2 separate regions of the Mus musculus genome follow, and region 1 is linked to region 2. Evidence: chromatin contacts called from ENCODE Hi-C data. All regions are on one chromosome and are shown on one strand. The core of a region is the stretch at or near the end of the contact, and the rest is flanking DNA. Distances in the headings are between cores, read along the strand shown. Region 1 holds the start of Tcf12 (transcription factor 12). Region 2 holds the start of Polr2m (polymerase (RNA) II (DNA directed) polypeptide M).

The links. Hi-C counts contacts between places; a loop is a spot of excess contacts on that map.
Region 1: a loop to region 2 is called in a map of T-helper 2 cell, with 4 times the contacts of the local background. The contact joins the promoter of Tcf12 here to the promoter of Polr2m in region 2. A Hi-C loop is called at or near these places in 2 of 37 maps with a recorded cell type or tissue (T-helper 17 cell and T-helper 2 cell).

What each region holds. Positions count from the first base shown.
Region 1 is chr9:72,110,482-72,115,025 of GRCm38, forward strand. It overlaps Tcf12 (transcription factor 12), which reads right to left and starts at 1,338. Exons shown (of 21, transcript NM_011544.3): 1 at 1,095-1,338; 2 at 257-353. The coding sequence starts at 331.
Region 2 is chr9:71,484,239-71,488,720 of GRCm38, forward strand. Polr2m (polymerase (RNA) II (DNA directed) polypeptide M) reads right to left here and starts at 1,745. Exons shown (of 4, transcript NM_178602.3): 1 at 1,446-1,745. The coding sequence starts at 1,558.

The sequences.
Region 1 (4,544 bases), core at 88-2,587, 630 kb after region 2:
CATGATTACATTGTTCTTCTTTTAACTAGTTAAATCAAATGACCCCTCTGGCATTAAAGTTTGAAATCTGCAAGTCTAGACATTACATCAAAGTTCAGGTGTCCAACTTGGGGGAGCTGGACTCCAGCCCTGAGAACTAGCGCTGAAAAGCAGATGGAGTTGCCCGCTGCCATGTCGCTTTCCCCCCTTTTCTCTCTTGCTCCCGATCTCGGGAAACCTCAGCAGAACCCCAAGATGCGGAGGAAAGCTCTCATACCGCACTGAAGTCCAGCAGGTCGCTCAGCTCCTTGTCGGTCCCTATCGCGGCCATGCGCTGCTGCTGGGGATTCATCTTCAGCCACTTCTAGCAGGTCCTAAGGCAGAGAAGACAGGCTGAGCCGCGGACACCCGGACGCTCGACGTGAGAAGGAGAGAGAGGGAGAGAGAGAGAGAGAGAGAGAGAGAGAGAGAGAGAGAGAGAGAGAGAGAGAGAGAGAGAGAGGCAGCGCTCGGGGTGGGGGGCGCCGAGCGACACGCCAGATCCCCACGCATACCCGAAGGACAGTGACGGAAGCCGCTCCGACACGGGAGCCCACGCGTGGCTCCGTGGCTCCCGCAAGTTTCCAAGGTGGCTCGGCTTCGGGGTGCCCCCGGGGAGGAGTACGGAGCGAGCCCGCGCCCAGCGAGGGAGCGAGAAAGCGGCGGCGACCCGGAGACCAAGTGACTCACTCGCTCAGCAACAATAGAGCTGACAAGTTGCGGGGAGCGCGCCGCTCGCAGGCCCGCGTCTGCGGCCCGGACGTCCCCAGCGGGGGTCCCCGGCTTGGTTGAGAGCGCCCCACGCGCGTCCGCGCCCCGCAAACTCCCGCCCGGCCTCCACCTCCCACTTGGGCCGCCCTGCCCCGGACTCGCGGAACAATGAGGCGGGCTCGGCGGCTCCCCGGCCCCGAGCGCCGAGCCCCGAGCGCCGCGCAGGCCGAGCGCCGCTGCCCGGGCCTGGACCCCGCAGCTCGCGCCTCCGCCCCGCCGCGCGCCGCAACTTGGACGCGGCCCCGGGCTCCGCGCCGTACAAAGGGACCTGAGTTCCGCACGTCCCGCCCGCCGCCCGCGGTTACCTGCCGCCCGGGCTCCGCATCCAACCTTCCCGATTAAAGTTCACTTTGGCCGGGAGCGCGGGCTCAGGCTTTCCCCCTCCCCACGCGCCGCCGGCGGCTGCGTTGCCTCGGGCCCCCGCGAGTGCTTGAGTCGGCGCGACTCGGGCGGCTCTCGGGCTTAGCCGCCCGTGGCTCCCCGGGCGGGCTGGCTGTCCCCCCGATAGAACTTGTGGGTCTCCTCAGGCGGACATTTTTTTTTTTTTCCGCTGAGGCGGCCTCAGCACCGAGCTCCGCTCGCCTCCGGATCCCTCCGCGCCTCAAGCGCGTCGGCTTAACCCCTCGCTGCCCGGCGCGCTCCCGCCTCCCGCGCCGAGGAAGTGGGACCGCGGAGGGGGCGGGGAGGCACGGGGCGGGGCGGAGCGGCGGACGGACAAAGCCCACGGCGGGCGGCGGCCGTCTCCTCAAGCTCACTGCGCCCCGAAGTGCCGCGACGGGGACGCAGCTGGGCAGCATCTGGATCTGCCACCCGCAGCCATTCCGGAGCTCAGCCACGCCGGACGCGGGAGGCGAGGCCGGCTGTGGAGCCGCAGCTGTGGTGGGCGGACTCTGTGGGAAAAGCGCAAAGCCCCTCACGCCGCGCTCATCAGCTTGCTCACCTGAGCGTGCCGTCCCACCTGAGCCCCGCGCTGCAACACCAAGTTCTGGGAAAGGATTGCGCCTGGCCTTTGCTGTAACCAGAGAGACAGCCCCAGGAAGTTAAGTCTTGATGAGCAAGTTCCGAACTTGGCCTGAAGAAGCCCCAAAGAAAAAGGGGAAAAATTCGGCCTTGGAAGTTAAGGTTTACTTGAGGGGAAGCTAAGGTGATTGTGTTGAGGTCTGCGAGCACAGAGAAGACCAGCCAGGCCCAAGCAGAAGAAACACTCGAGACAAGCATCCAAAGAAACGAATTGAAGACAGTGGCCAACTCTTGAGTATCCTGACTGTAAGAAGGAGCCGTTGGCCTCAGAAGTTCATATAAAGAAGATAGTTAAATGTGCCATTGCTGTACTTACTGCAACCAGAGCTGTCCAACCAGAGAAGCAAATTAAGGTTTATATGTGGGACCTCCGTATAGACCATTCCAGAACTAATGGTAGCCTACTCACCCCCAAAGCCAGTCCCACTTAGGTACATACATGCTTTGGCAACTTGTGGAGTGTGTCTCCATCCTAAACAAAGTAGCATGATTTCACCTAAAAAATGATAACGATCCCGTTTCCAACTAAGACTAGCGGATGGTTAACCCACATACAAATAGGCAATTTGCTGAAGTCTTTGAGAACATTTTTGCAAATGCTATAAAAAAAAAAAATGAATGTCATCTTCCAAACTCAAGATCTAGCCAGAGTAAATCAAACAGACAAGAAGAAAGTCTTCGCAAGGAGAGATCTGATCTTTGATGATGTTTCCAATATAAATCAAACAGTTCTGAGCCAAGTCTAGCATCATTGATTAAATGAACAGGGTTTGGTTATCCGTAATTTGGTGTATACAAAAGTGAGGCAAAAAGCAGTCACAGAACAACCAGGAAATTTGATTAGGTAACTGGTAAAGCCATATTTCTGTGGTACAATCTCTAGGGAAGATGCTGAGGTTTGGTCTTCTGCTATGCATTGTAATACTAACTACTGGCCTGGTTGCCCCCAGGGATGAGAGAATCTGCACTTAGGTAACCTTGTCCCCAAGTTATCCCTGATTGGTGAATAAAGATACCCACTGCCTATGAGCAGAAGAGAGATAGGCAGAGTTTTGGTTCTTGGGCTTGGGGTTCCCAGTCAGGAACCAGGAGGAGAGGGTAGTAGGTAGAGAGAAGAGAGCACACCATGGGGTAGGTGAATCATGAAAACATGGCCATGAGAGCTGGCCACTTGGAGTTAAGGACAGCCAGATGAAATGTGGCAAGTTACAACTCGGGGTTATTGATAGGGAAGTAGACATAATAGCTTAGAAGGTAGATATCTGACCAGATCTAGTACATTAAAGGGTCATTATAAATATAAAAGTTGTGTGTCTTTTGTCTGAGAATTGAATGATCAAAAGCAGAGTAGAAACCCCTGATTGAGATAAATAATTACTACAAGAAGAAGGGGTGGCATGAAACCATGCGAGATGTATGCTGTTTCCAAGGCAAAGGAGAGGCAGCTTATACTGCTCACACAGCTATTTTAGAGGACATCAGAGGATTCACTTTGAAAGTCTGACTGGGGAAGGTTTTCATATCTATTGTGGAAAATTCAATTTTATTTTGTGTGTTGTTTTGTCATTAGATTGTGAGTTCCTTGTGGGTTGGTACTGATAAGCACCTAGCATTGTATCCAGGATACTAGACTTGATGGTAACCTGAATTTATTTCTTCTGTTTTAAGCTATATCAAGTCATTCTATTATAGTTACTTAATATGTAAATATATTTCTGTACATGTGGCTTTATTTAAAAGAGAGCTAGAATTTTGAAATTAGAGGATGAAATTTTTTATACTTTCAAATGGTATCTGTGTGTTTCTAAATAAAGAAATAATATTCCCATCAATAATGGGCCAAATCTATTCCTGAAAAATATGGAAGACTCAATATTGAAAGTGGAGCTTTAGGGCTGGGTATATTGCATAACCCAAAGTGGGTTGATTTGTTTCTTGGGTTTGAGGGTGGGGGTGGTTGTTGTTGTTGTTGTATAATTTTGGGGTTGGTTAGTTGGTTGGTTTTGTTTTTACTTTTGTTTTTTGTCTTGGCCCCACCTGAGTCCTATCCCTAGGAAGTACATGGTTGAAGGAGATACCAAATCCCAAAGTTGTCCTTGGACTTCTATGTACATTCTATAGTATGTTGTTCATGCACTAACACACATACACACAAAGTAAATAAATGTAAAAAATATTTAATCTGAACTTTATAGCACTTATTACATTATTTATTGAGTATGCTGGATAGAGCTAGAATTCTATTGAGAATATGAGAAAGAACTAGCAACAAAAATCCTGTTAATTAACAGTAAGTACTAAGTTAATATCAATAAGTAAATATTGAAAAAATATTTAGCACACATTTCTTACATGGTCAAGGTATGGTGTTAAATGCTTTTGGAACCAAAAGTCTAAAATCTACCTTGTCCTCAACAAGATTGTCATTCAAAAGCTTTGCTGTCCTACTGTAGCTTGCCATGAGCAGACACTGAAATTCTATCAGCATGGCTTCCATCTCGCTCTGCACAGAAACACATATATGTTTAATAAACAAGTTATCCTGACAAACATTCATAATCAAAAGAAAAGCTTCTAAAGCAGTGGGCTTTTTTGTTTCCTTGGGAAATTAACTTGACCTTGGCCCCTTTTTAAAAGATGAATGTTCTAGAAAGCTCAGAGGAGAAGAAAGAGAAAAGAGCTACTCAAGTCAAGCTAGAAGTGGGTATAACAAATTGCTATTAGACAAAGTGACT
Region 2 (4,482 bases), core at 495-2,994:
CCCTCAACCCGCCCCCCCAAGCTATAAGGAACATGGTATAAAATTACCTTCAAGCCATGTGTAAGAAACAACTGAAACTTATATTTAAATTTGGGTCTTAACTCTACCCATACATTCCAAGCCTCCTAAAAATATAAAATAATGGTCTTAAGCACTTAGGAAAACATGGTTAGCCTGTACAATAAATATATGATAAGGACCAGTGGGTTTTAAGCCATGGTCTCTGAACCCCGATGAACTGAGGAATGCCAGAGGTTACATAATGGGATAACATCACTATCTTACAAAGGAAGATGGACTTGCTTATGTGGTTCTGTGTTTGAAAGAATTCTCAGTTGCTTCTGGCAAACTGCTAATATTTCTAGACTCAGCATATATAAACAGGAGTTCTTTGAGATGCCAAATAACTCTTAAAGAGTATAAAAATGTTCCAAGACCAGAAGGTTAATTCACTGCTAAAATTAACAACCCAATCTTGAAAAGTCAAAATACCTACCTGTTTCTAGTAGGAACCCCTCCTGCCAAATGGTCATTGGCTCCTTTCCCTCAGTGACAAAAATTCCCTTTCTGGTTCTTTTCCTTGGTTATATAACAAACAGGAGAAGGGGGCTAAACCTTGGGTCCTCTATTTTTCCTGATACATTTATTCCCACGTTTTCAACAGTATTAATGCCTCTCTGCAACTGAGTTCCTCTCGGTTTTTTTCAGCCTTCTCTCTCTTGTGCCTAATACTCATTCCTCTGGGTTTTAATCGGTTGGCTTTTAATTAACTAAATGCCTGCAATTACTCCCTCAACTGAATACGCCCAAAATAAAAAATTAACCTAAAATCCATCCCTCTCTCCCAATTTTCCCATTATTCTTTGTTGCTCCCCAGAAACTTCAACCACCTGTTAACTATTAATATATATTTGTCTCCAAATTATTACACCAGTTCCCCCAATCCCTCGATTGCCTTCATGGTCCATTTTTCCCTCCTTGCTGAAAAAAAAACCTCTCAGAAAATATCCTTTTGGCGTCTTCCTTCAATCCTGTTCCTAAACAAAGCTGCCTTTAGGCAATCAGCTATCATCTTCTCCCCACTACGCATGAACCAAACTTTCCAGCCCGCTCTCCAAATCTATGGTTGGGGAAAGAGTGGGGCTTCAGATAGAGAGAAGGAAATCCCACACGTTCCGATCAAGAGGCTTTGGTACCGGAGCTCGTTCAAAGCTGTAGTGCGAACATGAAATCGAGCAGGCGCGGCTGCCGAGTGAGGGCCGGGCAGCATGGAGCCATGCCCGCGCACAGGACAGGCCTGGCTCGGGAGGCCTGGCCACGCAAGGTCACCTTCGCGCGCCAGGCCGCGGGGCGGGGCGGGAGACCAAGTCCCCGGATCCCGATCCCTGAGAGCCTGTTCCCTGATCCCGATCCCCCGCAACCGCGACCCCAGGGCCACCGCTTACTCGTTGCGCAAAAGTCTCTCCTGGCGCCTCAACCTCTCCCGCAGCTCCGCCGAACTCTGCCGCCCCAAGTCCTCGGGAGCTGGGGGCTCGAAGCCGCGGGGCAGCGAGAACATTGCGCACGGGCTGCGGCTGGCGCGGCGGGCAGGGATCCCCGGCGGGGCCCACGGCGGGCGCTGGCTCCGCGGCCGGCGGCGACTCTGGAGCGCGAGCGGGAGTCGCCATTTTCCCGGAAGAGCACGGCTTCTCCGAGCCGAAGGGAGCTTTATTGAAATGCCGGAAACGGACAGGCCAGGACGAGGGGACGCCCGAGGAAGCGTGCAGGGGCGGAAGTTACATCACCGCCAAGGCGTCTGGGTTTGGCGGGCTTTCTCTGGATGGGCCTTTTGCTTTCCCGGCTTTTCGCCTGTGCACTGGGAAATATAGGACACTCAAGTCAAAGACTTACAAACTCACTTCTAATAAGTAAAATATGACGAAAGTAATAGAGCGTCGCATCTACGATTAAGCAATCAAAGTTTTGGACAAAAAATTTACAGGGATTCCTGAATGGACATTAATCACAGTTAAAATAAATAACGGGGTTATAATGATGGCTCAGTGGCTAAGAGGGCATACTGCTTTTGCAGTATGCCAGAGTTTGGGTACCAGTGCCCCTGTTGGGTAGCTTACAAATGCCTTTAGACTGCAGCTCCAGGGCACTTCACAAACTCTGGCTTCTCCAGACACCTGCGCACAAACACACACACATTAACATAATTTAGTCTTCAAAAAATAACAAGTGACCAATATAGCTAGCTATAATAAAATGCATATTAGAAACAATATAGTCAGGTATGGTCGTGCATGCCTTTAAGTCTGGCTGACTGAGTTCAAGGCCAGCCTGATCTACATAGTGAATTCGAGGTTGCAAAGTGACTCTGTCTCAAACAAAACAAGATTTGAATATTTGAGCAAGTCAGAATATCAGGAATTAGAAAGGTCGACCATGTCAACTGTTGGAAATAATGAAGAGCGACTGAGATTCCTACAGACTGCTAATGGGGGAGCAGAGGATGCAAAATAGTACAGCGTCTTTGGCAAGTAGTTGGACAGTTTCTGATTCGGGCTTTGCTGCCCTGCCCCTTTTTTATTGCTAGGCAGTATTGCATTGTGAGTTGTGTGTTTATGCTGAAGGATATTTGAGTTGTTTTCAGTTCTTAATGATCACAGATCAAGTCACTGTCAACATTTTTAATAGATGTTCATGTCAACATAAACTCTCATTTCTCTTAAGAGTGGGCTTATTAAGCCATATTAACAAAGGGAATAGAAAGGAAGAACGGCTCCACTCTTGACTTCCACGGCCTGAGAAATTCCTCTAATCTTTTAGGGATTTCAAACCAGGGTTTGTAACTTTGATGCTGAAAATATTCAGGACTAGGAGAATAGGAGTCTAATAAAAAATATTTTCATACAGGCCTAAGTATGAGTGTTCAGAGATATAAAAGTGCTCAAATGGAACATATACCCAGAGATGGGCATGGGCTTCTCAGGGAGAGTCACATTTCATTGTTTTTATAACACTTATACCTGATGGACTTCGAAACAATTATCTTTGAAGCATTGCTAAGAGATCTAAGAGACCACAGCATGTAGTTAGTTCTGGACAGTTAGGTTTCAGGAAGCCCATATATCAGATATGAACTCATTTTGGAAGATAGAAGAATTTTTGGTGATTAGATAAAAGCCAATATTCTTCAAGAACTTGTGAGGTGTTTTTACCATCCCCAGAAGGAGTCCTCCCTACAGCTGATCTTCCTACTTCTAATCCATGTGGTTTCTTCACTCCACACTTCTCTTGTGCTCTCTCACTATAACTTATCTCTTGCTATTTCCATTATTCTCTTCCCCTCTGCTGTATCCCTACCCCAATCATGTCCAATCTGCTTTTTCTCTCTGCTCTGGACCCTTCCGATGCCTCTGGATGGTTTCTCTTTCTTATTCCACAATGAAAAATCCCAAGCCTAATAACAGAGCAGTCATGTTGGCAGTTTCTTTACTGAGCTCCCTCACATACACTGACAAGATTATAACTGATAAGGTGAAAATATAGATCAGAGGGATGCAGGAAGGTAGAACACCTTCACTGTAAACACAGTTAACAGCCTTGTTTGAAATCCCAGAAAAATGTCTAGGGAAGAAATAAGGACTCGCTCAAAGCAGAACACATCCAGGACTTAAGTCTGGCTCACTGCTATTTTAACAGCAAGTCCTCTCTGTGAAAGGGATCTCTGCCAGCAGCCTTTGAAGCAGGTGTGCTAGAGTTCTTGCTTCTCAGCTGGCAAGAGACTTCAACAAGACTCTGGGGTGAGAGGATTCTTTCCCTTCCTGCCCGTCGCCATAGCTTTCCCCCTCTTTCTATCCTGCCTCATTCTAGGGTAAATGGATGTTTAACTTCTTAAGAAGCCATGGGGTAAGTGAATATTTAATTTCTAAGAAGTCACCAATCTGTACACAGTGCCTCTATTGGTTTTCACTGCACAGGCACTGTCTGTGAGCTCCAGCTGTTCCAGCACTTCCTCACAGGTTAATTTTTGTTTCATTTTGCGTTAAAATTTCCGGCCATTAGCCCTTTTGCCCAAGTACTCTGGCTTGGACACACTTCAGAAATATCACAGATCTCACACTGAACATTTTTATGGTAGTGCAATAATTAATATTGTCAACTTAACAGGCTCGACACAGCTTCTGAGCATGTGTGCGAGGGAGTTTTTAGACTGGGCTAAATGAAATGGGAAGACCCATTTTAACTGTGGGCAGCACCATTGCATAGGCTGGAGTCTAGGGCTGAATAAAAAAGGAGAGATTGAGCTAGCACCAGCAGTCATCTCTCTCTGCTTCTTGACTGCAATACAATGTGAATGACCTCCTTGCACCCCTGCTACCATGACTTCACAATGATGTGTTGCGTCCTCAAAGTGTGCATCTAAATAAACCTCCCTTGAATTTGCTGTTGTCATATATATACATATTTGTGTGTGTGTGTATATATCTTACA